5 separate regions of the Homo sapiens genome follow, and all the other regions are linked to region 2. The links are chromatin contacts, found by Hi-C or POLR2A ChIA-PET in ENCODE. All regions are on one chromosome and are shown on one strand. The core of a region is the stretch at or near the end of the contact, and the rest is flanking DNA. Distances in the headings are between cores, read along the strand shown.

Region 1 (5,676 bases), core at 2,000-4,499, 3.1 Mb before region 2:
AACTGACTTTTCTAAGTTCAAGAACTCACCTAAAACCAATGATTTAGGGATACTCACACTTCGAACTTTAATAGAGAAGTCAGAGGCAGGTAGAAAAGTGTAATTACTGACTTTTAAAAATACTAATTTATAAAGGAAAAACGGGTTCACACCTGTGAACCAGTGCTTTCACACCTGTAATCCCAGTGCTTTGGGAGGCCGAGGCCAGAAGATCGCTTGAGGCTAGGAGTTTGAGACCAGCCTGTACAACAAAGTGAGATCCAGTCTCTACAAAAAATAAAATTTGCTGGGTGTCGTGGTGTACATCTATGGTCCCAGCTGCTCAGGAGGCTGAAGTTACAGTGAGCTATGATCACGACACTGCACTCTAGCCTGGGCGACAAAGCAAAGACCCTGTCTCCGAAAAACAAAAACAAAAAAACCCTGTTTCCAAAAAAAAGAGGAGGAGGAGGGGAATACTAAAATGCTTATCTTACTCTTACAGGTAGATTCTTAGGTTAACAATATGAGAGATCTTCACAGGAATGTTGAGGAGAGTTTTTAAAATAGACTCTCACCCCTGAGAATGAAGACTAGACAGGTCTAAGTGTTTCTTTAGTATTTTCTTTGTACACACCTACTCAGATAGATGCACATTACAGAAACTCAAAAAGTGAGTGTTCACAAATTGGTAGATGAAAAATGTGAGTCAATAAATAAGCAGGGAAGACAGCTGTGGGGCAGAAGAAACTGTAATAAGGACCTGAAAGTATAAATGGGCACCGTAAGGGAGCTGAGTCAGTATAAACTTCAGTTCTTGTTATTATTTCTCATTAACAAAGTGAAAGATACTTTATGAAATCTTCAAAACTAAGAAAGGATAAAGCTCAATGCTCTGTACATCAGATTACATTACAGTTACAGTCATATCTTTTTGGATAGTCCAACTTTCAATACTCCCTTTTGCTTTTTCTGAATGTCTACCCTCCCTCTTATGCAAATTTTTTACATTAATGAAGAACAGGCTACGGTAGTAATATAGGGAAAATAATCAAATTGAACATGATAACCTAACCTAATTATAAAACTAATTGGAAATAAATTAATCCATCTTTATTGGCATATATTTTCATATAAATATTTTTGTGTAGTTGAGAATTCTTTGGGCACAATTTACCTGCCTGAATGTGGACCCTGGGAATGTCCTACTAGAAATCTTGGTATGATACGCTTTCACAATTAGATCTTAGACTGAGAGATAGTGCGTGGAGCAGTTAAAGAGTTTCAGTTTTGGAGTCAGCAATTTAGTTCTTGCTTCACAATTTACCATCTCCATAACTTTTCTTAAGTATCCTGCATCTCAGTAATCTGTAAAATGGGACCAATAATAGGACTTACTTCCCAGTATTCACAAGGATGACATAAAATAATGTGTCAGGAAAACACTAAATACATTGTGTTATTTTGGTAGCTGTAAGTTCAGTTAGTACTTAATCAACTTTTTGTATTTCAAGTATATCAAACAACCTAGGTTCCACCATGACAGGAAAACAAAAGCCCACTTACTTCCAGAGTATTGCAGTGTCCCACCACTGGTAAGTGTACCAAATAATTTCTACCTTTTAGCTTTATATTGAAATAGCCAATAAGTCAAGTTTCAGTTGGCTACCAGCTGAGAAGGCAGTGACGAGAAGACAGCCTGTCCTAAAACTCCACTGCAAAAAACTAAGCAGGTAAGCAGCATCCAAAAAGTCTAAATTGTAATGGCATTAAATAAAGTAAAAACCTTCAGCAGTTTGCCTTGCACAATCCTGTAAGTTTTAAGAAACTGCTTCGCTTACTTGCTTCCTAACACAGCCTCTGAAGCAAAAACCCAGGTCAGGTCCTATTCTTTGAAGAGTTAAAATCTAGACTGGGTTCTCACACTTTTAGAAGGTGAGCAAGATGCCATCCGTGGTTGTCATAAAATTATACTTGTTTTGGAAGATTCATTTTAGATTATCACTAAATTAAAATCACATGTTAAGTTCTCTCATAATTACAAAGGCACAGTTTCAGGATGGAAAGACAGGCTAGCTTGGAATTTTAAGTTTCCCACTCTGCCACAATGTCGATTCAGTTTTATATTTGGGGCTGAGGTTTGAGTTTGTCTTTCTTCATCATGATTTTACCCCCCAAATACACTGCCACTAAACTGCATTGCTATTTACTACACATGTAAGCATTTCAGGTGAAATCAGGGAGAAGAATGGAATAACTGAAGTTAACATGCTTGTTTAAAAACTATTCAGATACCTTAAACATTCCCAGATGCCAGTTGACAACCTTACCACTTGAAGCAAATATGTATTTGTTGTGGTGGGGGAAAGGAAAAAGGCCACACCCAAAGTTAAGACACCACAGTGAAGTGATACTCAGTTTCAGAATTTTAACTATTTCTATTTTCGGTACTCTTTTCACGGTCAATGAATTCTTCAACTTCACACCAGGCCGAGAGTTAAAAAACATGTTCCTCTGATCCTAATTACTTAGGTTACTTCATTTAGTAATGGGTAAGTCCAAGATGGAGAATTACCTCATTCAAAGAAAGGTTTAAGTAACTTTGGTGTAGAAGAGGGCCAAACTCAAATGATCAGTGCGCAGAAGAAACTCTGGATGAGCCAGACACCACTCCTCCCCTCCCCCAAGAGGCCAGGAAGTCAGGTAGCGCCTAACTGTATTAACGCAGCAGTTACCTGACACAGAACGCTACCAAGTTACCTGGACCCTTCTTTCAGTTTAGCTCCTCCCTAGACGCCCCTCTCTCCTTGGTGCCGCCTCCACCCAGGAAGTCTCTCCTCCCGCCCACCCCCATCCCCGCAGTCCAGCTCCCATCAGCTTCCTCAGCCTCATCTCCAGCCCACCTCCGTGTTCTCGCCTACTCTTCTCATCCCCGCTTACCTTGGCCACATAGTCTTTCACCTCATCCAAGTCTCCGTTTTTCAGGGCCCACATGAACTCCTTGTCGCACATCACTGCAGCGGGGCAGGCCGGTTGGCCGGGCAGAAGATGAGGAGGCGGTGGCAGCAGCAAGCGGATGCCGCCGGGCGAGAGGGAGGCAGGGCCGCGCGAAGCCGGAGAGGAGAAGAAGAGAAGGAGGGTTAGGCTGCCAGGCGGGCGAGGCAGTTGGCCGCGGCGACCGTTCGGGCGGGAGAAAGAAAGTTCTTTTGCGGCCACCGGGCCCAGCAGAGAGGTTCCGCCTGGCCGAGGAGAGGCAGGAACCTTTACACTTCCGGTTCACTCCCCGCTAGGACCCTCCCCCAACTTCCTCTTCCTCTTCTCCTCCGCGGAACGCCTCTCTCTGGGTCCGCGGCGCGAACGCCACTAGTGCGCATGCGCAATGTACAGGCTGCCGGGAAGGCTAGAGTGGAGGGTAGGAGCCGGCGACAAGTGGGCGGGACTGGGAGGCAGAATGAAGGAGGCCCGGGGGAGGTCAAGACAGCGAATGGAGGAAGAGTGAGAGTACTTTCGATGGGATTAGGACGCTTCTGCACCACCATTAATGGGAAAAACTTTACTTTTTAAAAAACATAATCTTGGAGGGCATCTTGCTCAGCTTCTAAAAATGTATAGGAAGAGTGTTTAATTTGAATTCCTTCTTCCTTGCCTTTTCCCCTTCCCTCCCTCCTTTTCACCCCTCCCTCTCTCCGTCATCCAGTCTGACTGGGCTAAAAACGATGGAATAACGCTATTCCTGCCCTCCAGGAAATCTTCAACACTAAAACTACAATGTAAATTGAGTGTGTTAACACTATGTATAATGTTCCCTGGAGCAAAAAACTTAAGTGTGTGGCAGGAAAAAAAAAATTAACTCATCTTCCTGACCAGCAAATGACGTCCAGGCATTCAGTTTGATGCCGTAAAGTGGAGCAAACCAAACTGTCTAGTACAATTTGCGTTTTTTAAATTTACTGTTTGTTTTTAATGGTTTGAAACTTCAGGACTGTTCTGGTGAAGTCAGTTCTGTTCTTCCTAGGGTTTAGTTGTAATGCCATAGTGCATAGCTACCACTTGAATTGTTCCTCACAACCCTAATGATCCAGGCATGCGCACATGAACATAGATCCAATAAAAGCTCTTATTGGAGCTAGAAATATACGTATAATATATATACATATATAACTATTACTATATATAAAACTCATATATATAATCTATTATTTGTAACCCACTAAACACATTAACTAAGCTACTTTACCACCATTGCCGTACAGTGTAGGGGTTCCAAACAGACTCTGGAGCCAAATTGTTTAGTTTGCGATACAGGTCCCACTTCTTGCTAATTTTGTGTCTTCTTGGGCAAGTTACTGAACCCCCTTCTGCTTCAGTTTTCCACTTGTGTAAAATGGGGATGTCAATAGTGTTTGGAAATGTATTTTTTTTTTTTTTGCTATCATTTAGAGTAGAATAGCAAATGGGTTTCAAATCAGAAGAAATCCCTCCAAATATTAACATCTACCTAGATTGTCATTTGTTAATTTTACTCCCTGATAATTAGAAATACAAATCCACATACCCAATAGTGATACGATTTCTGGAAACAAATCTCAAGGGGGAATTTGTTAGGCAAGTCCTAGAATCTCCATCTCTTCTCCAACACACTCCCACCTGTGTGATTTCTGAGTTACATCATGCTGAGAGCTCTTGATTTATATCTTTGGCCGGGTGCAGTGGCTCATGCCTGTAATCCTAGCACCTTGGGAGGACAAGGCTGGAAGATCGCTTGAAGCCAGGAGTTGGAGACCAGCCAGGGCAACAAAATGAGACACCATCTCTACAAAACACAAAGATTAAAAAAATTAGTTGGGTACAGTGGCGGACTTCTGCCTTCCCAGCTACTTGGGAAGCTGAGGCAGGAGGATTACTTGAGCCCTGGAGTTTGAGGCCACAGTAAGCTATGATGGCACCACTGCATTCCAGCCTGGGTGACAGAGCAAGATCATCTAAAAAAAAAATCTTTAACTAGACTTTTCCTATGTGATCTATTCTTATATTTAACTTCTTACTCATTTGGATTTCTCAAACTTAACATGTCCAGAATAGGATCTGGTCTCCTGTAGATGTTAAACCTAGTTGTCCCCCACATATCTCTGTAAATGGCGCTGCCAACCACCCTATCACTAAAACCAGAAACATGGGAGTCATAATCACTCTTCCCATTCTCAACTTTTCTCTTATTCAATCCATCAGTAAATATTTCAAAATATGTCTTAAATTTGTTCATTTCTTGCCATCTTCACTATTACTACTCCCTGCACCCTCACATATCCCCCATCCCTGTCACTGTCATCTCTGTCTACACTGCTATGATGCTATGTGCTATGATAGCCTCCCTGTTGGTGTCCTATTTTCACTCATCCTTTTCTAGATAATTCCCCACTTTGGGAGTTACTCTTTTAAAACTTAAACATGCACTTGTTGTCCTAAGGCCTTTCAAAGGCTTCCTATTGCAGGTAGGTTAAAATCCTAACTACTTGATATGGCCTTCAGGGCCTTCTGTGCACTGACTGCTGATGGTAGGTGATAGTATCTCCTATCTCATGACAGTCCCTTGCCACCCCCATTGTTTCTTTGATTTTGAAATATCTTGTCTTCTGTCAGTTTCAAGCTAAACCAAGCTCATTCCACCCTAAGGCCTTTATGCTTCTTGTTTCTTCT
Region 2 (6,040 bases), core at 503-3,002:
GGGAAGGCAGAATCCGCCAAGAAGGGAAAGAGACTTCACAAAAAGGACTTGGTGATGACAGATTGTGAGGAGGATTAAAACCCTGCCTGGGGGAAAAGATGAGTTTGACTCCATGGACAGGACACACGCGGGAGAGGAAGGGCTTGGGATCAAGGGAAAGGCCTGGGCAGCGAATGTGGACCTGGAAGCCATCTTTTTAGATGTGCAGCTGTCCTCGAGGGAGCAAGCTCTCTTAGGGAGAAACTGGGAAGAAAATCACTCAAGAGTCTTAACCCAAACCTTGCAGCGCATCTGCATTTAGACGAAAAAAAAAAAAGGCAAACGGAAACAACAGAAGCAGTGGCCCGAGACGTGAGCCACACTGCTTCAAAGGGATTTAAGAGAGTTGTCCCAAGGCAGGCGGTCAACTGCGCGCGCCACCGTAGAGAGACCACCCGGAGGGAAGGCCCGCGGCTGCTACAACTTCAGGAACCTGGAAAAGGGCCACCCCTGCTACGCGCCAGGCATCAGAAAAGCGGTGATGAGGGGCATGGGGGTGACCGGGAAGGGAGGGACAAGCAGAGAGACCTGCGGCTCGCTCCGGCGGAGACGGACCGGGGGCCCAGGGCGGCTGGGTTACTGGCTCCGCCACGTCTAGGGAAGGAGGTAGTAGGGAGGGAAAGACTCAAGATACCAAAGACGGGAGGCTCTTTCCTTCCTTCCCAAACCTGCCTACCGCTTCTCTAGGCCCTGGCTGGCTCCAGAGCACTTTATTCTTCTGATTCGTGCGGGCGGGCGGGGAAAGGGGTGGAGGTTGAGCCTGGTCTCCTCCAGGCACTAGCATTTTAGCCATTCTCGAGAAAATGTCTGGAGGTGCCGGAAGGAAGGGAACTGCAAAGGTAGAAGCGCGGGCCCTGCAGAGGCTCCCAGAGGGGAGCAGAGAAGGGAGTGGCTGGAGGCGGAGGCTGTCAGGTGCGGGGTCCCGGCGAAGCCGTGCCCCTCCCAGAACATTGCCCGCCTGGACAGTCCACCCCGACCACGGCTGCGGACAGCGCCCCTCCCTCCGGGTGCACTCACCGCTCGGACTGCGAATAGTTGCACCGGCCCAGCAAGTTGAGTTTGCAGAGATGCAGGTTATCGCAGGGTCTCTGGCAGTACTTGCGACGGCAGACCCGGGCTCGAGTGGTGGCCACCACCGATCGGGTGATCCCGGCCTCGCCGCCGGTCTCCAACACCACAAAGCGGTCGGGCCCGGCCACCTGCAGCACCTCACAGAGCTGCGGCTCAGACAGCGCGATCTCCTGGAGCAGCGCGTCCAGGGCCATGCGGCCCCCGTGGGCGCACAGGATTTTGGTGATGAAGCAGCACACCTCCGGGTCCGCCATGGCGCGCTGGCTGTGCTGGCTCTGCCGCGGCGCGGGACTCGGTTCCGCGGAAATCGGAAATCGAAACTTACAAGTGTCCAGGGGCGGGCGCGGGCGGTGCTACTGCTGGGCGCGCCCGGAGTCAGCGAGGGCGCGCTCTCCGTCGCCGTTAGCCCAGCCCAGCGATCCACTCTCGGCTCTCAGGTCAAGAGGCTAGATCTCACCGACCGGGTCCTAGTGGCAGGTTTACAGCCGGCCGCAAGGGCAACTGGGTGGAAAGAAAGAGAACGCGCGGGCAAATCTGCTGGTGACCGCCTGGGGTGGCCCCCTCTCGGTTCTAGGCTCGGCGAGGGTGAGGTTCTCCAGCCGGGCTCCGCGAGCCTTCTTTAGAAAGAAGAGAAACTAAAAGCGATCTTGGGGCTCTGGCCGGTGTTTTATAAGCCAGCCGACTGAGGCGTGTGACGCAAGTCCTGAGAGCCCTGTTGAGGAGTGCGCACCCCACCCATTCCCGGAAAGAGCAGACCCTAGCGAGCGCTTCCTGCGAGCCGTGCGCTCTGCCTCTGTTGGTAGTGAATCTTCCCAGCAACTCCACATGGTAGATATTATTATCCTCACCCTGAACTTGAGGAAGTAACTTGCACGAACACGCACTGGCATCAAGCGGAGCCCAGATGCCACCGAGTTTCCCCAAATCGCGTCCCCAGGCCCCAGATCGTGGTACCCCAGGCCCCGATGTGCAAGTTTCTCCTCCACCACCGTGCCCTCTTAAAGAACAACGATTGCCACTCTCCCTCGTTTCTGCCTTCTCACGAACTTTTGGACAAACCACTTCTTGACATGGTCTTGCTTACCTAGAATCGCTAACTCGGTGCCCTGAACCACTGCTTGTACCTCAATCACGGTGGACATGCTAAGACATATCCCAAGATTTCAGATCGGTTCCTCCCCGTAGAGATTGGGACAAGAACTTTTCCACCGTGGGGACGTACTTTGACCCCCAGAGTTGACATAAAGATTGTTTTTAAGTGAAAACATTGAGCTACAGAAGATGTAGAAAGAAATCTTAATGAAACTTCCCTTATCTGACTAAAGCAAAACCTCCCGAAAACATGGTGCCATTAAAAGCCTCTCGGAGTATTCAGCTGCCAGGAAGACAGACTGTCCCATTACCATTAGCACCAAAAAACCCAATGGGCTGGGTGCTGTGGCTCAGCCCGTAATCCCAGCGCTTTAGGAAGCCGAGGCAGTGGGAGGATTGCTTGAACCCAGGAGTTCAAGACTAGCCTGGGCAACATAGTGAGCTCTCTTCAATAATAATAATAATAATAATAATAATAATAATAATAATAATAATAAAAACAACCCGGGCATGGTGGTGTGCAGCCGCAGTCCCAGCTACTCGGGAGCCTGAGGTGGGAGGATTGCTTGAGCACGGGAGGAGGCTGCAACGAGCCGGGATTGTGCCACTGCACTCCAGCCTGGGGGATAGCGCTGAGACTTTGTCTCAAAAACACAAAACAACCCAATCAAAACTTCCAAACTCTCCTACTGAAGCCCTAAAACTTTCCTTTTTGTTAAGTTGAGGTATATAAACCTTTACTTTTGAGTTTTCTGTTACTGGAAGCTCCTGCATGCATGTGTAAATAAACTTTGTCTTTTCTCCTATTTATCTGTCTAGTGCCAGTTAATTTTTAGGCCCCCAAAGACAGGACACAAGTTGAAGAGAAAAAAGGTTTTTTTTTCCAACATCTTCAAATAAAATAGATGGGTCATTTGATCAGATAAGAAATACATCTTTTTAAAAAATAATAGATTCTGGTTGCTAACTTAGAAATTCTTCAAAATGATTAATGAGAATTCTCCTCAGTTTTGTCATTCATGGTATATAAACCCTCTTTCAGGAATAGAGTACTTTGTTATGAAAACCAGCCAAACATGGGGGCCACATAGGATCATCTTAGGATGTCTAAGAGGGACATCTTGTTCCCTCTAGTTGCTGCTTCTATAGTTGTCTTTTAATCCACTTGGCCTTATTTGTGGTCTGACAGGTTCCCAGGGACCTTTTATTATCAAATCAACTAAGTTCTAGATGTTTATTGACTATCTTCTATGTGGTATTTACATTAGTTAGTAATGTAAGGACATGCAGAAGTTTAAAAAACAGTCCCTGCACTCAAGGAGCATGTATGCGAAGACATGAAAAAATGCATGGAAATATAAGCAAATTCATGGGTAAATGCCACAATGGGAATATAGAAGATGAGAGACTGAAGAGTCTAGTTTGGCTACAGTGGTTGGGAGTACAGACATAGAATCTCCTCCAATTTGAAGCCATGAAAAATGATTTAAGGGCCAGGTGCAGTGGCTTGTGCCTGTAATCCCAACACTTTGGGAGGCCAAGGCGGGAGGATCATGACCATCCTGGGCAACATACTGTGAGATCCACCTGGGCAACATAGCGAGACCTCATCTCCACTAAAAATAAAAATTAGCCAGACATAGTGGTATGTGCCTGTAGTCCCAACTACTTGGGAGGCTGCGGCGGGAGGATTTCTTGAGCCCGGGAGTTCAAGGTTGCAGTGAGCTACAATTGTGCCACTGCACTCCAGCAAAGGCAACAGAGGAAGATCCTTTTGGAAAGGGAAGAGAGGGAAAGGGAAAGGGAAACGGAAATGGAAAGTGACAGAGAAAGGGAAAGGGAAAGTGAAAATGAAAGAGAAAGGGAAATGGAAAGGGAAAGGGAGGGAAAGGAAAGAAAGGAAGGGAAAGGAAAGGAAGAGAAAGGAAAGGAAGGAAGGGAAAGGAAAGAAGGGAAAGGAAAGGGGAAAAGGAAGGAAAAGGAAAAAAAGGAAGGAAAAGGAAAAGGGGAAAAAAGAAGGGAAAGTGAAAGGAAAAAAGAAAGGGAAAGTGAAAGAGAAAGGTGATTTAAGGAGTTCTGGGAAGGGAAAAGGAGACATTTTGAAAAATTTTGAAATATGTGCCATCAGAGATTGGGTTCTCCAGGAAGGAGATCCTGACATGGAGTTAAGAGTGCAGAACTTTCTCTGCACTTTTTCTGGGGCATAATGCCAGAAAAAGTCAAAGGAAAAAGCATGATTGATCCATGGGGCCTATCAGACTTTTGTGCGGACCTAACAAAGTCTCTGCCAGCCCAATGAGGAGCTCTGGAGTAGGAGTCCAGCTTTGGACAGAAAAGGCTAGGCCCTTGTACTGCCTTGCTCAGTCACCGGTGGGGGCCACCAGAGAAGTGGATGACTTCAGCTCGAATGCTGGGGCAGATCTTGAAAGAGCTAAAGCTGGAGGATATTGGCTAAACATGCTCCTCAAAGCTGGGCTGCAAGCTTGACCTGAGTGCCACCCTGTGTCAGCTGTAGTCCACCCTTTGTACTACATGGCTTTCTTTATCCATTTGTATTTAGGGAACAGGCTTTTCAGGGTCACTCTTCCTACAAGGAAGCTTACCAGAGAGAAATTAGTGGAATGAACTATAGTCCTTGTCACTGCAGTTGGTCTCAAGGCCACAGCTGGTGGTCTGGTCCTCATCATATCCCTCTACCACTATCCATTCCAATCCCTCTCACCCTTGGCCACCACCTCAGCTGCTCTCAGTAGCTTAATCTGGTCGGGTGCCCTATTTGAAAGTGGTCTGAGCACATCTCAGTCCCAGCTGGGCAAAGGATTACCAAGAGACACCAAAATAGGTCACCAGAATTCCATACATATTCCACCTGCCCACATTGTGTAACAACAGCCACACCTCCTGCTGACCAGCAACAGTTACCTCGAATAAGATGGCCATTCCCTTTCTTACTTGCTAGTCTCTGACCATTAGGAGGCCAAAGTACCTGGTGACAGCCATCACAGTAGTCCAGTGGGATCTCTGTGGTATCTCCAGGCAAGAGTGTGCCCCTTTGGGGAACCAAGACCTATAACTCTGCAGAGCCCAGCATTGCTGGGAGAGGAAATTGCAGGGGGTCATTGGAATTATACTAAGTAGGGCCACTCAGGCTTACCCATTCTTTCCAGACTCATGTATGGACACAGTACCATACTAACTTGACCGATTCAAGGCATATACCACGATGTTCTGGAGTCTGTGTCATCATTGTAGGGTATCAGCTCCATTCTGGTGCTTGACTCCATCTTTAACTAGCCATTCCAATACTTCATCCTATAGCTACTGGGTGGTGAAGTGTATGATAGGACCATGGATAGTACCATGTTCATGGGTTCATTCCCTCCACTTTCTGTGCCATGAAAAGATTCACCTGATAAGATGCTATGTTAAGTGTGATTCCATGTCTGTGGATCGGGCAATCTTTAAGTCTCCAGAAAGTGGTGCTACTGGCCGGGCACGGTGGTTCAAGCCTGTAATCTCATCACTTTGGGAGGCTGAGGCAGGGGGATCACTTGAGGTCAGGAGTTCCAGACCAGCCTGACCATCATGGTGAAACCCTGTGTCTACTAATAATACAAAATTAGCCGGGTGTGGTAGCACACGCCTGTAATCCCAGCTATTTGGGAGGCTGAGGCAGGATAATCGCTTGAACCCAGAAGGCAGAGGTTGCAGTGAGCTGAGATCGCACTATTGCACTCCAGCCTGGGCAACAAGAGTGAAATTCCATCTAAAAAAAAAAAAAAAGAGTGCTACTACTGAGGCTCTGCAGGGAGGAAGGGCAACCCCAAATCCAGAATAA
Region 3 (5,916 bases), core at 2,072-4,571, 3.9 Mb before region 2:
GAGCTCTGGCTTGTACACTTGGTAGGCTGTAAATTATTTACCTGCATTCTCATTCATTCCCCCTCTCCAATACCCGCATATATATTCTTAAAGCTACTGTGTTCTCTGGCAACTTGAGGAACACTGAAGTTACTATTAGAGACAATAACCCAAACACTAACACAGACAGAAGTTCCAACCCAAGAAGTCTTCTCATCTGTACCTAATCCCAGCAAAGGTATATCCCCGGGAACACGTTTCATGCACAGAGAGGGTACTCTCAAGGCTGCCCGGTTTCTCCAAGCAGCAGCTGCCTTCCAACCCCAGTGCCTGCTGACAAAGCCAGTACTAGCACCCCACTGCTGCCACTGTCACTGCCCACACGTCAGCTAATACTTCAGCAGCACAGTGTCAGAACTAAGATTTATGATTCCCTGGCTTACTGACAAAAACAACCACAATTTGTCCAGCCCCCTCATGTGACCCATAAAAATGGTCCCTGGGCATTTTTGTAGAAGAAATGCCTGTATGGAGACCAGCGGGCTACTGATCCTGAGGTCTGGGTGCCTCAGGCTGGGCCTTCAGCCCCAGGCAACTGAAAGGATATGCATGCACTGAAACAGGACGCTCAGGAAGTTGTGCAGGGACACAATGAAGGTGTCAGCCCACTGTCGAGAAAAGTAGGTAGCAAAGGTGGGGTTGGTGTCCGGGGATGGCAGGAAGGGCAGGACAAACCAATCCTTCCACTCAGCCTGGTTCTGGAGTTCCGTGGCCTGCTTTGCAAAGAACTCCTGAGCCTTGTCATTTCTGTTTGTCTGCCAAGACACAAGGAGGTAGCAAGGAGGGAGGAGAGACAGAAATCCAGAGGTAAGACTCTTCATCATTGCACAGCAGACAACCTTTGACTATCAGCCTGCCAGGTAAGTGGCAAAATAAAATTCCATAATATAAAGGAAATCATCACTCTTTTCTCAAGGAACTTGTCATTTCAAAGCTGGTTTAAGCTGAAGTTCTAATGATAAATCCCATCCTAAAAATTAATCCCTAGCTGATGTTCAAATAACTAAGTGACTCATTCCTCCAGGTCAGCTATCATCTTTATTACTCAAACTTTAACCCAGCTACTTATATTCTTTAAAATACCACCTTTGTTTTAAGCTTACATGCTTAACATAAAAAAGGAAATAGGAATGGGGAAGACAAGTCAGATGATCTACAGATGACGACAAGGAAAAAAAAGAAGAAAAACAGTCAAAAATAATTGCACTGTAACTGCTGCACTCTTTCCCATAGTCACATACAGATTCCTCCCTAGGAACTGGAAGAAAATCTATTTTGGGATCAAAGAGCTCCTTCCACCAAGGGAAGCAGAACCCCTGAATCAACAGGCACCTGGATTGTGTAGACAAGATAAAATCGAAACAGGCTGGTTTTCAGCTTGTGGATTGTGGGTCTGTATATATCCTCCAAGCGGCTGAAGAGCCGACGCTCCAAGTAGCTCCAATAATCCCGAAGGGCAGCCAAGTCATACACCTGCATTAACTGCTGCAGCTGGTCCACAATCTTATCCACCTGGCGAGAAACATGGATGGAGAAGGTGGTAAGGGACAGAAGGGAATTCTCCCCTCCATGGAATAAAGCTTTTTCCTCTTGTCATGGCTTCTGGGTGTAAAAAAAAATTTGTAAGTTAGCAATCTATAAAATTTTCAAAACATACTAATGCAACGGTTTTTCAGTAATTTTCTGATGTTAGAGAAGTGGTTTGACCCTCTAGCAAGCACGGAAATTTCAGGTGTAAAAGGGCTCTGGCCCAGAACCTAAGAGATCTGGCTCCAGATCTTGGATCTGCCTCTGACTTACTTGATCAATTTGGCAGTGTCATCAGGCCAGGCACCGTGGCTCACGCCTGTAATCCCAGCATTTTGGGAGGCTGAGGTGGATGGATCACCTGAGGTCAGGAGTTCGAGACCAGCCTTGCCAACATGGTGAAACCCCGACTCTACTAAAAATACAAAAATTAGCTGGACGTGGTGGCACGCGCCTGTAATCCCAGCTACTCGGGAGGCTGAGGCAGGAGAATCGCTTGAACCCAGAAGGCAGAGGTTGCAGTGAGCTGAGATCGTGCCACTGCACTCCAGCCTAAGCGACAGAGTGAGACTTTCTGTCAAAAAAGAAAAAAAAATGGCAGTGTTGCTTAACTGTAGTTTCAGTTACCTCACATTTTTAAAAAAGGGGGTGGGGTGAAGAAGAGCTATGAGACAATCTCCACAATTCCCAGATCCCAAGGATCATGAGGAGGTGCATGGACTGACTCCTTCAAGTCATCAAAGTTCCACGAAGCCGTGGTAGCTGCTCAGAGTGTCAGCCAAGGAAGTCACCTTCTTGTGAGGAGCAATTACAGCAGAGTACAGAATCTGGAAAAGGGTTTGGATATCAATACCAATCCAATGCCCCTAGTTTATAGATCAGGCCACTGAAGCCCAGAGGGGTGAAATGATTTGCTTTTGCCACTAAGTAGCCACTAACTTTGGCCAGGCAGGAAACCAGATCTCCTAACTCCCCTCCAGTGCTCTTGCTGTTAGCTCACTGCCTCTCATTGAAGTCAGTACACACAAACATACAAATCACACACATATACATTCCAAGAACCTCGCAATGGAAAATCATTTTAGAGCAGGGGAAGTTTGGGTTTCTCTAATGTGCCATGAGGTCTTCCACAACTGCAGAAGCAAAATTGCCGATGAGTCCCTGACGAGGCCATTTTAAACAAACACCGCAGATACTTGAACGCAGCTAACGTTTTGGACTGCAGACTTCTTTGCTTCCACTGCCACTGGAAGCCAACACGAATATCTGTTGCCAAAACGCAACCATCTACCTAACCTCGGCTCCTAAAACCTCATCGCCATCCTGGCCAAGGAGGCTGGAGTGGAGACAGAACCCTAGACCAGGAGCCGGGGCATCGGGGCTCCAGCCTCGGCGATGCTCCTGACTCGGGGGGCGGCTTCAGGCAGGTCCTGTCCGTCTGAGGGTCTCAGTTCCTCATCCGTCAAGCTGGGGTCGGACGCGCTGAGGTCTCCGGCGCCCCGGCGCGAGTGACAGCGCCGCTCTCGCCCCGGAGGCAGTGCTGGGGGGAAGCCCGCTCCCCGGCTCCCTCGGGCCGCCTCTGCCCGCGCCGCTCCCGCCGGCCTCTCACCCGGAACCCCTTCTCCTTGTCCGCCTTGATCTCGGCGTCCAGCTGCCGCAGTGTGTGCGTGAACCCGCGGAAGAGCAGGTACTCCCGGACCAGCTCGTCAGTGCGCTCCACGGCCTCCGCCATCGCAGCGCTAGCGTCTTTAGGGGTGGTGCGGTGAGGGACGGAGGGGCGGGGCCTGGGAGAAATGGGGCGGGGCCGGACGCGGGCGCCGAGCACGTCACGCCGCGACAGGCCTACCAGCCCGCACGCACTGGGCGACCAGCCTGAGGCCCCGCCCCTCGGCCGGCTCCCCGCCCGAGGCCCCGCCCCTGAGCCAGCCCCAGCCCGCCTGGCCGCTCGAGTCACCCTTACCCCTCCCGAGGAGTGGCGAGGGGAGGTCCTGGCGGCGCCGGCGGCGGCTTTGTCTGAATTACTGAAAGTGGCGGCTGCCACCCACGTCAAACAAGACTGGATCTTAAGAACATCCCAGGTAGTCCCGAGGCGGGCAGGGGGTGCGGCGCCCTGTTGGTTGGCGTTACATCGCAGAGCTCCCGGTCCCCTGCCCTCCTCCTACACGGAGGAAGCTGGAGCCCTAAGAGCAGAGTGACCTGCGTGAAGCCACAACACGCGTGTCCTCAGAGAGCGCTAACTCCCCCAAATCTCTGCTTTCATTAGTAAGACGAATTGGCTACACAGCAAGATAACCAAGATGCACTGCTAGGATAGGCAAATTTCATAGCAGTGTATGTACGCTATAGTCCTGGTTTCTTGTGAAAAAAAAATTAGGTATGTATGTGTGTACATTTTTTAAATTCAGGAAGATTATACACCAAGTTCCTATGCAGTCGGGTCTCTGCATCCTCGGGTTCCGCATTCACGGATTCAACCAACGAGGATTGAAAATATTTTTTCCAAAGTTTTAAAAATAAAAAATAGCCGGGCGCAGTGGCTCACACTTGTAATCCTAACATTTTGGGAGGCCAGGGTAGGCGGATCTCTTGGCCCCAGGAGTTGGAGACCAGCCTGGACAACATGACGAAACCACATCTCCACAAAAAAAAAAAAAAAAAAAAAATGCGGAGCGCAGTGGCTCACGCCTGCAATCCCAGCACTTTGGGAGGCCGAGGTGGGCGGATCACCTGAGGTCGGGAGTTTGAGACCAGCCTGACCAACATGGAGAAACCCCGTCTCTACTAAAAATACAAGATTAGCCGGGCGTTGTGGCGCATGCCTGTAATCCCAGCTACTCGGGAGGCTGAAGCAGGAGAATCGCTTGAACCCAGAAGGTGGAGGTTGCAGTGAGCCGAAATCGCGCCATTGCATACCAGCCTGGGCAACAAGAGCGAAACTCTGTCTCAAAAAAAAAAAAAAAAAAAAATTAGCCGGGCGTGGTGGTGCTGCCTGTGGTCCCAGCTACTTGGGAGGCTGAGGCAGGAGGATCACTTGAGCCCAGGAGGTCGAGGCTGCAGTGAGCTGTGATTGTACCACTGCACTCCAGCCTGGGTGACAGAGCAGGACACCGTCTCAGTTTAAAAAAGAATACAATTTTTAAAAACACAAATTAAATATAGCATAACAACAATTTACATAACATGTACAATGTATTCAGTATTATAAGCAATGTAGAGATTATTTAAAGTATACAGGAGGAAGTGTATAGGTTAGATGCAAATACTAGGCCTTTTTACATCAGGGCATCCATGGATTTTGGTCTTCTAGGGAGGGTCCTAAAACCAACCCCCTGCAGATACCAAGTGACAATTGGAGTGGTTTTATCTGAGAGGTGAGACTATGAAGGACTTCTTGTTTTTTACTTTCTTTTTATTGTTGAAGTTTTTACAAGGTGCACGTATTTTTGTAAGTAGGAAAATAGCCAATATCTTTGAGACTTGCTTCTGCAGAATGGTGACAATAGGCCGGGCGCGGTGGCTCACGCCTGTAATCCCAGCACTTTGGGAGGCGGAGGCAGGCGGATCACAAGGTCAGGAGATCGAGACCATCCTGGCTAACACGGTGAAATCCCGTCTCTACTAAAAATACAAAAAATTAGCCGGGCGTGGTGGCGGGCGCCTGTAGTCCCAGCTACTCGGGGGGGCTGAGGCAGGAGAATGGCGTAAGCCCGGGAGGCGGAGCTTGCAGTGAGCCGAGATCGCGCCACTTCACTCCAGCCTGGTCGACAGAGCGAGACTCCGTCTCAAAAAAAAAAAAATGGTGACAATAACACCCACCTTGCACAGTAGTAATGAAGATTTAATAAGACAGTGTATGTAAAACGCTTAGCACAGTGAATGGCCTATTGGTAAAATGCATGGAGTGTTCCCTTCTCCTTCCCTCGAATGGTATGACTTTTCGTGTTTGTCAAAATACAACTCAGAATCATTGCTGCCCCTCTGCTCAGACCCTCCACTCCTACTCTATGGAAATTCAGCTCCAAAAGGGCTCTGATCTACACTAGAGAAAGCCAAAAAGATAGCACAGGGCAAGCCACAGCAGGACGAGACAGACCTTGTTCTGCCCTCTTTGTTTGCCCTACCTGTCTCCACAAGTGTACCCTCCAGGCAGCTAAACTTGCCTCAAGGGCAGGAAAGGAGAGTCACCACTGTGACTACTGGGAGACCAACTCCTACTTTGAGATCTCAGATCATCAAAGTGAACTTGGAAAATTTGGACAAGTTGCAACCACCAAAGCTTCCACCTACAGGAAAGTTGTGAAGTAGATTTCCCTAAGGGCACCTGAAGTCTGCAACCATAGTTCTCACCTC
Region 4 (5,702 bases), core at 699-3,198, 4.1 Mb before region 2:
GGTTATTGTCTGAGTGATATCATTTTTATTATCATCATTGGTTTGTTTGATTACTCCCACCAGAACATAACCTCCACAATAAATGTCTGGTTTTTTTCCTTGCAATAGTGAACTGTCCCTAGTAGGCAGCAGCCATCCAGTGAATTTGTTATACCAAGGCATGAGGATCTCTTGGGACCAGTAGTTTGAGTCTGCAGTGAGCTATGATTGTGCCTCTACACCCCAACCTGGGTGACAGAGCTGTCTTTAAAAAGAAAAAAGTTGTTAATAAAATAATGAATGAATATCATTTTCAAAGTTTTGCCAAGTTCCTAAGTTTTTGGCCAGGCACGGTGACTCACACCTGTAATCCCAGTACTTTGGGAGGCTGAGGTAGACGGATCACTTGACACCAGGAGTTTGAGACCACACTGGCCAACATGGTGACACCACGTCTCTACTAAAAAATACAAAAATTAGTGGTGGCACGTGCCTGTAGTCCCAGCTAGTCAGGATGCATGAGAATCACCTGAACCCCAAAGGCAGAGGTTGCAGTGAGCTGAGATTGCACCACAGCACTCCAGCCTGGGCGACAGAGCAAGTGAGATTCTGTCTCAAAAAAAAAAAAAAAATCCTAAGTTTTTAAAATTATGCATTAAGATCATTTTTCTTCCCATGGACTACTTGGTATGTGATAATATAACTATTTGGACTAAAAATCACGAGACTTAAGTCTCTCAGCCCTGCCATTAATTTCTTATATAACCTGGTTAGACCATTTCTCAGTTTTACCTTGTACAGCTGACATCCTATGGCTTGCAGCCATGACTAAAATCCAACAGAAAAACAGATTACATAAATAAAGATTTCTCTGTGCATGTCACCTTTAGTGATTTATGTATGGCATAAAACAAGCTTCAACTATAAGAGCTACTTTTCAAGAGGTTGATCTAAGATATACTCTATTAATATTCTCTGGCCAAGGTCTAATCTGGAAGGTTCATACTTTTAAACTGCTGACCTCAAAAACACCTATTTTCAGATACTTACAAAATACAAAGAGATTATGTTAACCCATTTCCATGCTTAAGCCATAGTGCTTTGCCCTTTATTCTACTTTCAAACTTGCTACCATTTATTATCTCCATTTCTACAATATCACGAATCTCATGACATATAACGCTTTGTGAAAAGTGTTTATTTACATTCTTATATCATCAAAATCTAGACTTTTTTTCAGCTGTACTTGGAAAACTTTTCCAAATAGATTACCTTACCCTGTAGAGCTAAAGATGAGGGAAAAAATCAATATGGGATGTTCATGAATAACGTCTGTTAACTAAATGAGACTACATATAGTGATTTGCAGTCATCAGGAAAACAGTGTTAAATATGCTAGCTGACGATTGCTATAAAGAATCTCTGAGCTGATAATTTTGAGAATTCACCCTAGTTCATCTATGACTCTCCATTTAGTATTTAAGGAGAAAAGCCTCATTTTCCAGAATCGAATAAGCGAATTAATCGCACAATTGTGTAGAATGGAACTCAGTCTGTAAAAAATCAAGACCAACGTACTTTTTAATATTCTAACATCTCCAAGTAGTAGTTACAAGTATTGTACCCATGAAGTCCAGGTAATTAATTTGTTCAATGTCACACTGTTAAAAGTCAGGTGGGCTCCAAAGCACAGTCCTAACCAGCATGCTCTACTGCCTCCTCTGAGGCAACAGCCGAAGTGCAGACCACTGGGAATAAATAGCTGCCCGGTCTTCCCCACTCCTAAATTCTCCCGACAGACCCCAAAGCCTCTCTGAGAGCCTCTCTGACCGCCCTGCGGCCCACCCCGAGTTCCCGGCATCCTCTGGGATCCCTCTTCCTGGAGCCAAAACCTACGCAGGCTCCTTTCCTCCGAGCTGGTTGCTAGGTGATCTCCGAAGGCTGTCCGAAGTCTCGCGAGGGCGGACCCGTTGCCTGATGACGAGAGTTGGGAGTGTGGCTGGGGCTGCGGATCTCCAGCAGTGGCGTTACTTCTAGCGGCTGGATACCGGGTTCTCCGCGAGATCGCGAGATCCCGAGATATTCTCCCCGCACGGAAGCGACGACTGGCCTGGCCAGAGGACTCGCGTGGGAGCGAGGTGCCGGCCCCGACAGGACGGTGAGGTATGCAGAAGTAAGGCGGGGCGCCCCCTGCGGGAAGCGAGCGCGCCCCGGAAAATGAGCGCCTCCCCACACCAAGGTGTCCAGGAGTGAGTGCGGGAAGGAACTCGGCCGCCCGGAGTTGTGGCCTCATCGTGCTTCCCGCCAAAAACGCCTTGGTACTGTCGGGACGCGGCTAAGCGTGGACGCGCCCGCATCTGCCCCTCCTCCGCAGTGGTGGAAGACACCCGCGGAGCGCCGGTGGATAAGGGCCGTTTCCTGAGACCAGAGCTGTATCCGCAGCAGGTCAGCACTTCGTGCGCCCTGTGTGCACCTGTAAGGAATGGAATTTAGGCCAGTCGGATTTTCCAAATGTGGAGTTGTGATGCCCAGGCAGAAACTTCAGTTTCTTAGGACTGAAGGTGTCATCTATGAGACAGTCGGTTCCGTGGCATTGGCAGTGATTTGCCATAGAGCTTGGACTTAACTTATATGTAGTCCACGCTCCAAAACACGCTTCCTGTAGAGAGGGGCGTAAACTAATAGATTTGAAATTGTCGAGTCCTTTGGTCTCTCAAGAACGATGGGAACTTGACAAGAAATTTCGATTATTCCCTGGTCTTGATATTACCCACATGGGAAGATACTTGCATAGAATGGTAATGGTCATTACCAATACAACCTTCTGGTAGCTATTTAGATTTCTAAGAATAAGAATAATATAAATGAATATTAGAACAGACAGTATCTACAGAATAATAATCAAAATGTAAAGTCTTGTCACTTGAACTTTTGGTCAAGTGAAAATCAAGGAGAAAACTTAAAATTATATTGCTACATTTCAGTAAGTGACTATAATTTTTAAATTCATTATCTTTTAATGCCTCAGGATCATTCTGAACTTGCTGTGTAGTATTTAATTGTAAATATAAAATGTGAATGATTTGGCTGTATACTCTGGAAATTCCTTTTAATTAAATGATTTGCTTGATTTGTCTTATTGTGGTTGTTGTCTCGTATAGTCATGGAAAATTCCTTTAACTCTTTGAAATTGAAGGTTTTATTAGTTGTATTCTAATTAGTTTTTAGAGAAGACTGTTGTGACTGTTAAATACAATTGAATATATTTTTGAGTACTCATTTAATGTAGTAAACACCTACAGCTTGAAAAGAAAAGCTGTCATATAATTTCCTTAGAAATTGTTTTACAGCCTACCCGTATATTACAAGAAATCTCAAGTCAAACACTGGAAAAGATGTCAGAAGATTCAGAAAAGGAAGACTATTCAGACAGAACAATCAGTGATGAAGATGAATCGGTATGTTTTTCTCAACTTTATTTTACTTGGAGATAAAATTTGTATTATATAAATCCCCAATTAAAATATTATAAAATCAATTGGATATAAAAATCAATTGGATGTTTAAATTATTGTCATTGAAGTTGGGAAATAATTTGGCTGAAAAAGCTAAGCTATCACTGGGAACACTATGCCCTGTCTAGAAAGAGAAACTATATTTGTATTTTTTTTGAGAAAATATTTTAGCTAAGATTCTTCTAGGTTTTATTAAAATTTGTATATGAAATTATTAGTAGGGTTTTAGTTTTAGGATTGATGTCCACTTATTTTCTTCTATGTGCTGATTGGATTGTGTTACATCGTAGTATGAATCATAGTAGAACCACCGTGTTCTAACCTTATTGTGTATCACCATAACAGTTTATTGTGGCTCTGATGTCATAAAGGAAGAGACATGGAAGAAGAAAAAGGGGGAAAAACGTAGTATTTAAAATTCTTTAGTCTTTTTCTACTACATAGGCTGCGAGATTTCCTTCAAATTTTATTAAAGTATAAATTATGTATGTAAACTAATGTCCCGAAATAAGCTCTTAAAGCTTACTTTAGCTATTTAAAGGATTTATGGCTTTCTGTGTTTTTCTTTTTGTTAATTTAATTTTTTTTTTTTTCTTGAGCCAGAGTTTGAGATCGCTCTTGTTGCTCAAGCTGGAGTGCAATGGCGCGATCTCGGCTCACTGCAACCTCTGCCTCCTGGGTTCAAACGATTCTGCCTCAGCCACCCGAGTAGCTGGGATTACAGGCATGTGCCACCATGCCTGGCTAATTTTTTTTGTATTTTTAGTAGAAACGGGGTTTCACCATGTTAGCCAGGCTGGTCTCAAACTTCTGACCTCAGGTGATCCACCCGCCTTGGCCTCCCAAAGTGCTGGGATTACAGGCATGAGCCGCCACGCCCGGCCAATTTTATTCTTAATTTAAATAGTTTTCCCGGGTTTATCAAGAATCTTTAAACTTTATTCCTTCCATAAAGTCATTATTATGACCACACCCAGTGGAAGAGGAGGAATGAAAGATGCAAACTTTAAGGTTTCAGGATATTTGAAGTGTTGGGTGCATTGAGACCAGTAGCTGATAATAATCCTTTAATTTTCTCGTTTATTAAAGGTTAAAGACATATACTCAATCCCAAGTACTAAAATAGATGTAAAAAAATTCTGGATTTGAAAACTGTTGGTTTTTAAAAGAGAAATATTTTTAAATTCTTATTTTAGGATGAGGATATGTTCATGAAATTTGTAAGTGAAGATCTTCATCGGTGTGCACTTTTAACAGGTTTGAACCTATTCATATAGTTTTTGTTTAGCATAAAACTTTGAATGGATAAAAAAGAAGATGAGGAAACTAAAAAGTCAGATTGAATAATATAGGGAATGATTATTCTAGTAGATTGTGAAAGAGAACTGTATCTACTTGCAGAGTTCAAACTTTTCAGGTTTGTTTTAGGTAAGCCTATTTTATATTAGAAAATAATAAATGAAAGTGGTGATTATCTTATATTTAACATAAGGATTTACCTTGTCATTTGTTTAAATGTATTGACTGTATGACTCAAGTTATAACGGACAGATTATGTTAGAAGTACATCTTCATTTAAACGAAGTACATTGTCTAAAGAGTCTCATTAATAAAGTCATTCATTTGCAACTGAACATGTGTGTGGACATCTTGATGTATACTTAATTTTTAAAGATTTATACTTAGAATTGTACTTTCAAACTCTAAGATATCTCTACTAAATATTTACATATGTGTCACAAATACTCTGAAATTGGAGTTAAGGCCTTTATCTTTTTTTTTTTCTTTTGTCTTTTGCCACCATCCTAAAATAAATCTTCCTGTTTGAAATAACCACCATTCTTAGTTTGGTGTGTATCATTCTAGAACTTCTTTGCATATACACATATCTATACCCATAGGCATAGAAATTTTATAGTACTGTTTTGTGGACATTTCCCTGCTACCCTTTTCTGTTTTTTAAATTTTGCCAAGCTATTAGAAAACAGGAGATAACTCACTCCTTTAACTAGCATTTCTGGGATTGCTAGAAAAATTGAGAATTACTTCTATAGGCTTATTATCTACTCATATTCTTAGTTGGTCTGAATTGCCCATTTATACTAATCCCTTTATGTTGCTTCCTTTGTTTAGAACATTACCAAAAGCAAGATGTAAAACATTTAATCACCCCTAAGTGTTCCTGTGTCTCTGCAGTAGATCCTCTCC
Region 5 (6,013 bases), core at 521-3,020, 3.4 Mb before region 2:
ATCGAGACCATCCTGGCTAACACGTTGAAACCTCGTCTCTACTAAAAATACAGAAAATTAGCCGGGCGTGGTGGCGGGCGCCTGTAGTCCCAGCTACTCGGGAGGCTGAGGCAGGAGAATGGCGTGAACCCGGGAGGCGGAGCTTGCAGTGAGCCGAGACTGCGCCACTGCACTCCAGCCTGGGTGACAGAGCGAGACTCCGTCTCAAAAAAAAAAAAAAGTTTGTAAAATTCGTACCTAATAATTTAGGACAGTCATGTCTGCTTACAGGTGTTATTTGTCTGTTAAAACTAGTCTGCAGATTGTTTCATGAATGCTTTGTCAAATTATGAAAATTAAAGTGCAATAATTTTTGAAGACAATAAGGGATGGTGTATCTTGTTTCTAATAAGATGAACTTTTTTTGTCTTTGCTTTATCTTATTAGGGAGTTATATATCTTATTAGGGAGTTAGTGTTTAAAACATACTGTGTGGTATAATAGGCTTAAAATAAATTCTTTAAAAGAGAAAGAGAGAAAAAAACACACACATACACAGACCGGAAGACTGACAGAACAGACTCTTTGTGGCGATGATACAAATTGTCAACAGGACCTATGGCCATCCCAGGCAAGAAACCCAGCTAGGCCAGTGAAACTGAGAGCCAACCTGATGAGGCCTGCCAAATGCAACTTCTCTCACTTGTTTTTAGTCACCTGCTTTTAGTGGATTAAAAAACCCACATAGCTAAAGTCACAGAGCTAAACAATATATATCTAAGCTCCCACTATCTTCCTTATGGATAACATCTCTGACATCTGGGTTGCTTGATAAAGGTTTCTTGTTTTTCAGGAAGTTGGGGTCAGTTCTTGTACAGTTTAAACCACCAACCTCTCAACTGGGCCTGCATGAAAGCCCGATGGGTGTCCTTCTGACATTAGAGGGCCAAAACCTCCACACTCAGATCATGCTAAGGATGTCATTTTGTGACCATGTATCCTATAAAGAGCCATGAAGCTTGACTACCTCGCGCAGATAACCCATTGCCAAACTTTTCCTTACCTTCAACCGCCTTTCCCCACACCTCAGACCACCCTGCTCCTCTATCCCATAAATATCCCTAAAACCCATCTTTGGGGAGGCAGATTTGAGATCTGTTCTCCCGTCTCCTCGGCTGGCTGCCTGGTGAATAAACCTTTTCTCTGCTACAAAACTCATCATCTCAGTGACTGGCGTGCGGCACACGGCAGCATGGGCCCCATACGGTACCCAGCCTCTACCTTGATTACACAACACCTGATTACACAACGCTGATTACACAGCACACCTGCGGAGCTTTGAGAGCTACAAGCCTCCTTTCCTCCCCGCAAAGTCCAGCTGGGCCCAAGTAGAGGATGCTGCAAAAGCCCCCACGATTCAGCTGCGAACCTAGGGATGGGACCCGCTGCTCATGCCGTCCTTCTAGGTTAGAGAGCCCTAAACTGGGCTGTGTATCAGAATAGTCCGCGTGCTGAGAATAATATAGATTCCTGGGCCTCGGCCCAGGTTTACAGAGGCGGGATGCTCAAGGATGCCCAGCCAGGCTCGGGACTTGCTCTTCGCAAGTCCTGTCGCGCGCTCGCTGCCCCGCCGGTTCAGGCGGTGAGGCCAACGCGCTCCGCCAGGGGGAACCTGGGCGCTGCGACACTGCAAGTCGTTTCCGGGCGCGGGCTGAGTGGGAGGAGCGGGGCGGGGCGTGGCGTGACCCGGAAGTCGACGAGGGGTTCCGCCCCCCCCGCGCATGGGGAGGTAGGCTCGGACCGGCCCGCGGAGCTGCTGCAGTCCTTCGCGCCCTCCTCGCCCTCCCCACCGACATCATGCTCCAGTTCCTGGTGAGTGGAGCTGCCGAAGAGCGGGGCCCGCTGCCTGGGGCGTGCCTCGGACCCCATTTCCCCCTTGAGGATTGCCGACCCCGCCGACCCGGCCTGGGCGTGGGTCCAGCGGTCCCTTCGTCCCCCGCGCCTGGTCGTCGCCTCGCAGGGCGGCCGTTTTCTTCCTGCCTCCCCAGAAAATCCCTTTGCCAATATTTTTCTGCAGCCATCCAAGTCCCTAAAACTTTGAGGTGTCAGAGAGTGTGCGTTTCCAGAGCTTCTTATTGTGTGCCGCGCCCCGCGCTCATTGTGCAATCTTTGTATTAAAGCTTGTGTGGTCCTTGATGACTTTTCGTAGTCCGCCCCCCTTTCTTTCTGCGCTCCTGTTCCATTACATGGTCGCCGGCCGGTCCCTGCTGTGGAGCCCTGCTAGTTGGCTTTTCTGAGGAGGTAGGAAGGCCAGGAATAAACCGTAAATTAGCCACCTCACGAAGTCCGAGAGGCTAAGTCCTCATCAGACCTTTCAGAGTTGGAGGAATGAGTCAGACACTGGTATACAAGTAATTTTTCCCAAAATGTGTAAGCATGAGTAAGCAGACTATTTCTCTTGGCTCCTTATTTGAGTTAAAAACGAGTTTTCTGGCAAAACTCGGTATATTTCAAAAATTGCTTGGTGAAGGTTCCAGGAGTTGCTCATCAAATTTTCAAGTGAAAGTTTTTCTGCCAAGCTATTGTGCATTCAAAACTTGATGCTTTCAACCTCTATTTTTTTTTATTTTTTATTTTTTTTGAGACGGAGTCTCGCTGTGTCGTCAGGCTGGAGTGCAGTGGCGCAATCTGGGCTCACTGGAACCTCCGCCTCCCGGGTTCAACCGATTCTCCCTCCTCGGCCTCCGGAGTAGCTGGGATTACAGGCGCGCACCAGGATGCTCAGCTAATTTTTGTATTTTTAGTAGAGACGGGTTTCACCAAGTTGGCCAGGCTGGTCTCGAACTCCTGACCTCAAGTGATCAACCCACCTCAGCCTACGAAAGTGCTGGGATTACAGGCGTGAGCCACTGCTCCCGGCTCAAATGCTGTATCTTTTTTTGTTGTTTGTTTTAACGGAGTCCCGCTCTGTCGCCAGGCTGGAGTGCAGTAGTGCGATCTCGGCTCACTGCAGCCTCCGCTTCCTGGGTTTAAGCGATTCTCCTGCCTCAGCCTCCCGAGTAGCTGGTGCGCGCCAGCAGGCCCAGTTAATTTTTGTATTTTTAGTAGAGACGGGGTTTCACCCCGTTGGCCGGGATGGTCTCGATCTCCTGACCTCGGGATCTGCCTGCCTCAGCCTCCCAAAGTGCTGGGATTACAGGCGTGAGCCTCCGCGCCCGGCCCCAAATGCTGTATCTTTATCAAAGAGATTAAAACACAAAATGCACCCCTTTTGTCCTTTTGAAAGATGGTAATGGATTGTTAAATCCAATTAGTCAAAAGAGTGTCCTTAATCTGCCCAGCTAAGACAGGGCTGCTCCTTTGCCTCTAGGAGTTTCTGTAGTGTCCTAACTAGATGTTAGTTTAGGAGTTCAGAATAATGACAGTCATTTTCTTGTAGTAAACACTAGATTAAAAGCGGTATCACTTAGCTCCAGAGTATAGAATGATGTAATTGAGCTGCTTACTATATCTGTTGCTCATTGATAAACTGAGAGGACATGATTCAATTACAGTTAACTTTCTAAGTGGTTTTGCAGAATGAGTCTATTTGGTTTTGCAATAAACTTTTACTGTGTGTTAATTTTTTTTTTTTTTTTTTTTTTTTGAGACAAGGTTTCTCTTTGTCACCTAGGCTAGAGTCCAGTGGCACAATCATGGCTCAGTGCAGTCTTTAATTCCTGGCCTCAAGCAGCCTTCCCACCTCAGCCTCTTTAGTAGTAGCTAGGACTACAGGCCCGCACTACCACCCGTGACTAATTTTAAAATTTTTTTTTTGTAGAGACAGGTCTTGCCTAGGCCTCCCACAGTGTTGGGATTACAGGCATGAGCCACCACTGTGCCTGGTCAGATTCTGATTTGAGAATTCAGAATTCTCAGTATTTAAGGAGAGATGCTAAAGCTGTCAATTATATTCCTAGCTCAGAAGTAACTGAACACTGATGTTCTCTCACCCTCTGGTCTTCCACCTCATTGCTTTTTTTTTTAAATAAGTGGATAGCATTACTTTTCACATTGATTCCACCTCTGTCAAATGAGCCACTGACTCTAAAGTTGAGCAAGTATTTCTCTTTGTGTGCAGTCATTTCATCTATTAAAAAATGACCATCATGTTCTAGTGTTTAAGAGATTAAACTTCAGAGTCAGACTTCTCAGTTTGAACTCTGCCTCCCATCATTTTCAAGCTGTGGTAGCGTGGGTGGGCTATTGAAATTTTCTGTGCTCCCATTTCCACATCTGAAAATGCAAACCCACCTCACAGTTTTGTTGTGAGGATTAAAAATGAGTTAACACATTAAAGAACTTAAAAACAGGAGCACTCAACAAGGATTCAGATAGTGTTCAGTTTTTCTTTTGCAGGGTTCATTTGAACCCTGATTGAGTTTCTTCTCAAGTGGGGATTAGCTTCTCTCAGAAGGGTAGGTGATAGGAAAGGTTTAGAAGTGATGAAACAGTCACAAGTTAAGCAGTGCGTTGTCATTACACATTTTGGAACCGTCTAAGATGTTTCTCCTACAGTTGTGATTTGTGGACAGTTTGAAAACCACTGCACTTGCTTGTGTTGGTGATAACGTCCTTCCATTATTCATATTCCTCCTCAGATTAAAATATTCTCCCTTTGTCCCTATCTTGAAGAGACCTTGTTCCTGTGATTTTCCCCTTTTCTTTTACTGCAGTTTTTCCCCTTTATTATTACTATTTTTAATAGTGGAGATAGGGTCTCACTATATTGCCCAGGCTGGTCTTGAACTCCCAGGCTGAAGCAATCCTCCCACCTCAGTCTCTCAAAGTGTTGGATTATGGGCTTGAGCCACTGCTCCTAGACTTTTTTTTTTTTTTTTAAATGCAGTGCTTCAGAAATTTGTGTGTCGTCTTTGCGCAGGGGCCATTCTGATCTCTGTATCATTCCAGTTTTAGTGTATGTGCTGCCAAAGTGAGCACCCCCCTTTCTTTTACTGCAGTAAAAGACACCTCTTTGCAGATAGTTACCAACACTACCTGAGGGAAGCTACTGCTTCCTTAATCGTAAGGTTTAGCTAGAGTTATTTTAAGGATGCTTTTGGCGGGAAGCTAACATGATGGCACTGCTGGGGGCTTTGTGCACACTGCCTATGATGTTGTTATTGTGTTATTGTAATCTGTTGCTTTTTTTTTTTTTGAGACAGAATCTCACTCTGTCACCCAGGCTGGAGTGCACTGGTGCCATCTTGGCTCACTGCACCCTCCGCCTCCTGGGTTCAAGCGATTCTCCTGCCTCAGCCTCCGGGTTCAAGCGATTCTCCTGCCTTAGCCTCCGAAGTAGCTGGGATTACAGGCATATGCCACCACACCTGGCTAATTTTATATTTTTTAGTAGAGATGGGGTTTCACCACGTTGGCCAGCCTGGTCTTGAACTCCTGACCTCAAGTGATTTACCCACCTCGGTCTCCCAAAGTGCTGGGATTACAGGCGTGAGCTCCTGCACCCGGCCGGTTTTCCCTTTATCCTTTTTGCCTTCCTAAATACTCTTCAAGGCCCCACTTTGATCTTTTTCCATGAGGCCCTCCTGATGACTTATGCTTCTGAAACCTTTACACTATTATGTCTTTGTTTTGTTTTGTTTTTGAGACAGCGTCTCACTCTGTCACCCAGGCTGGAATGCTGTGGTGCAATCTCGGCTCACTGCAACCTCTGCCTCCTTGGTTCGAGCGATTCTCGTGCCTTACCTTCCCAAGTAGCTGGGATTACAGACGTGTGCCACCATCCCCGGCTAATTTTTGTATTTTTAGTAGAAACAGCCATGTTGGCCAGGCTGGTCTCAAACTCCTGGCCTCATGTGATCTGCCCGCCTCTGCCTCCCAAAGTGCTGGGATTACAGGTGTGAGCCACTGTGCCTGGCCTTACACTATTACACTATTATGATCCATTTCCTCATTTATTTAGGTCTCATGTCTTTTCAGTAACTTCTGAATAATTATCTTGCACCTTGTTTGTTATGTTTATTTCTATTTTGTT

The links. A loop is a pair of places that touch in the nucleus more often than their neighbours do. ChIA-PET counts read pairs that join two places held with the same protein, here RNA polymerase II (POLR2A). Pooled maps may share reads with other maps.
Region 1: a map of OCI-LY7 shows a loop between it and region 2 (9-fold over the local background). The contact joins the promoter of MTPN here to the promoter of ZC3HAV1 in region 2. A Hi-C loop is called at or near these places in 1 of 168 maps with a recorded cell type or tissue (OCI-LY7), 2 of 37 single-sample maps with no recorded cell type and 9 of 50 pooled maps.
Region 3: a loop to region 2 is called in a map of B cell, with 20 times the contacts of the local background. The contact joins the promoter of WDR91 here to the promoter of ZC3HAV1 in region 2. A Hi-C loop is called at or near these places in 1 of 168 maps with a recorded cell type or tissue (B cell) and 4 of 50 pooled maps. POLR2A ChIA-PET finds 5 or more read pairs at or near these places in 2 of 52 experiments (B cell and OCI-LY7).
Region 4: a loop to region 2 is called in a pooled map, with 2.9 times the contacts of the local background. The contact joins the promoter of AGBL3 here to the promoter of ZC3HAV1 in region 2. A Hi-C loop is called at or near these places in 2 of 37 single-sample maps with no recorded cell type and 3 of 50 pooled maps.
Region 5: a loop to region 2 is called in a pooled map, with 6 times the contacts of the local background. The contact joins the promoter of STMP1 here to the promoter of ZC3HAV1 in region 2. A Hi-C loop is called at or near these places in 4 of 50 pooled maps. POLR2A ChIA-PET finds 5 or more read pairs at or near these places in 2 of 52 experiments (B cell and activated T-cell).

Annotation. Positions count from the first base shown.
Region 1 is chr7:135,974,110-135,979,785 of GRCh38, forward strand. MTPN (myotrophin) reads right to left here and starts at 3,250. Exons shown (of 4, transcript NM_145808.4): 1 at 2,920-3,250. The coding sequence starts at 2,991.
Region 2 is chr7:139,107,968-139,114,007 of GRCh38, forward strand. It overlaps ZC3HAV1 (zinc finger CCCH-type containing, antiviral 1), which reads right to left and starts at 1,753. Exons shown (of 13, transcript NM_020119.4): 1 at 1,057-1,753. The coding sequence starts at 1,364. RefSeq lists enhancers at 652-781, 1,362-1,461, 1,406-1,909, 1,702-1,861.
Region 3 is chr7:135,208,205-135,214,120 of GRCh38, forward strand. WDR91 (WD repeat domain 91) reads right to left here and starts at 3,322. Exons shown (of 15, transcript NM_014149.4): 1 at 3,176-3,322; 2 at 1,372-1,551; 3 at 587-794. The coding sequence starts at 3,298. RefSeq lists an enhancer at 655-1,854 and a silencer at 3,025-3,564.
Region 4 is chr7:134,984,560-134,990,261 of GRCh38, forward strand. AGBL3 (AGBL carboxypeptidase 3) reads left to right here and starts at 1,949. Exons shown (of 17, transcript NM_178563.4): 1 at 1,949-2,142; 2 at 3,316-3,437; 3 at 4,691-4,751. The coding sequence starts at 3,375. RefSeq lists enhancers at 1,851-2,150, 2,161-2,300, 2,381-2,640.
Region 5 is chr7:135,660,744-135,666,756 of GRCh38, forward strand. STMP1 (short transmembrane mitochondrial protein 1) reads left to right here and starts at 1,771. Exons shown (of 3, transcript NM_001130929.2): 1 at 1,771-1,851. The coding sequence starts at 1,837. It also overlaps the pseudogene RNU6-1154P. RefSeq lists silencers at 1,646-1,865, 4,338-4,632 and enhancers at 2,505-3,029, 3,030-3,554.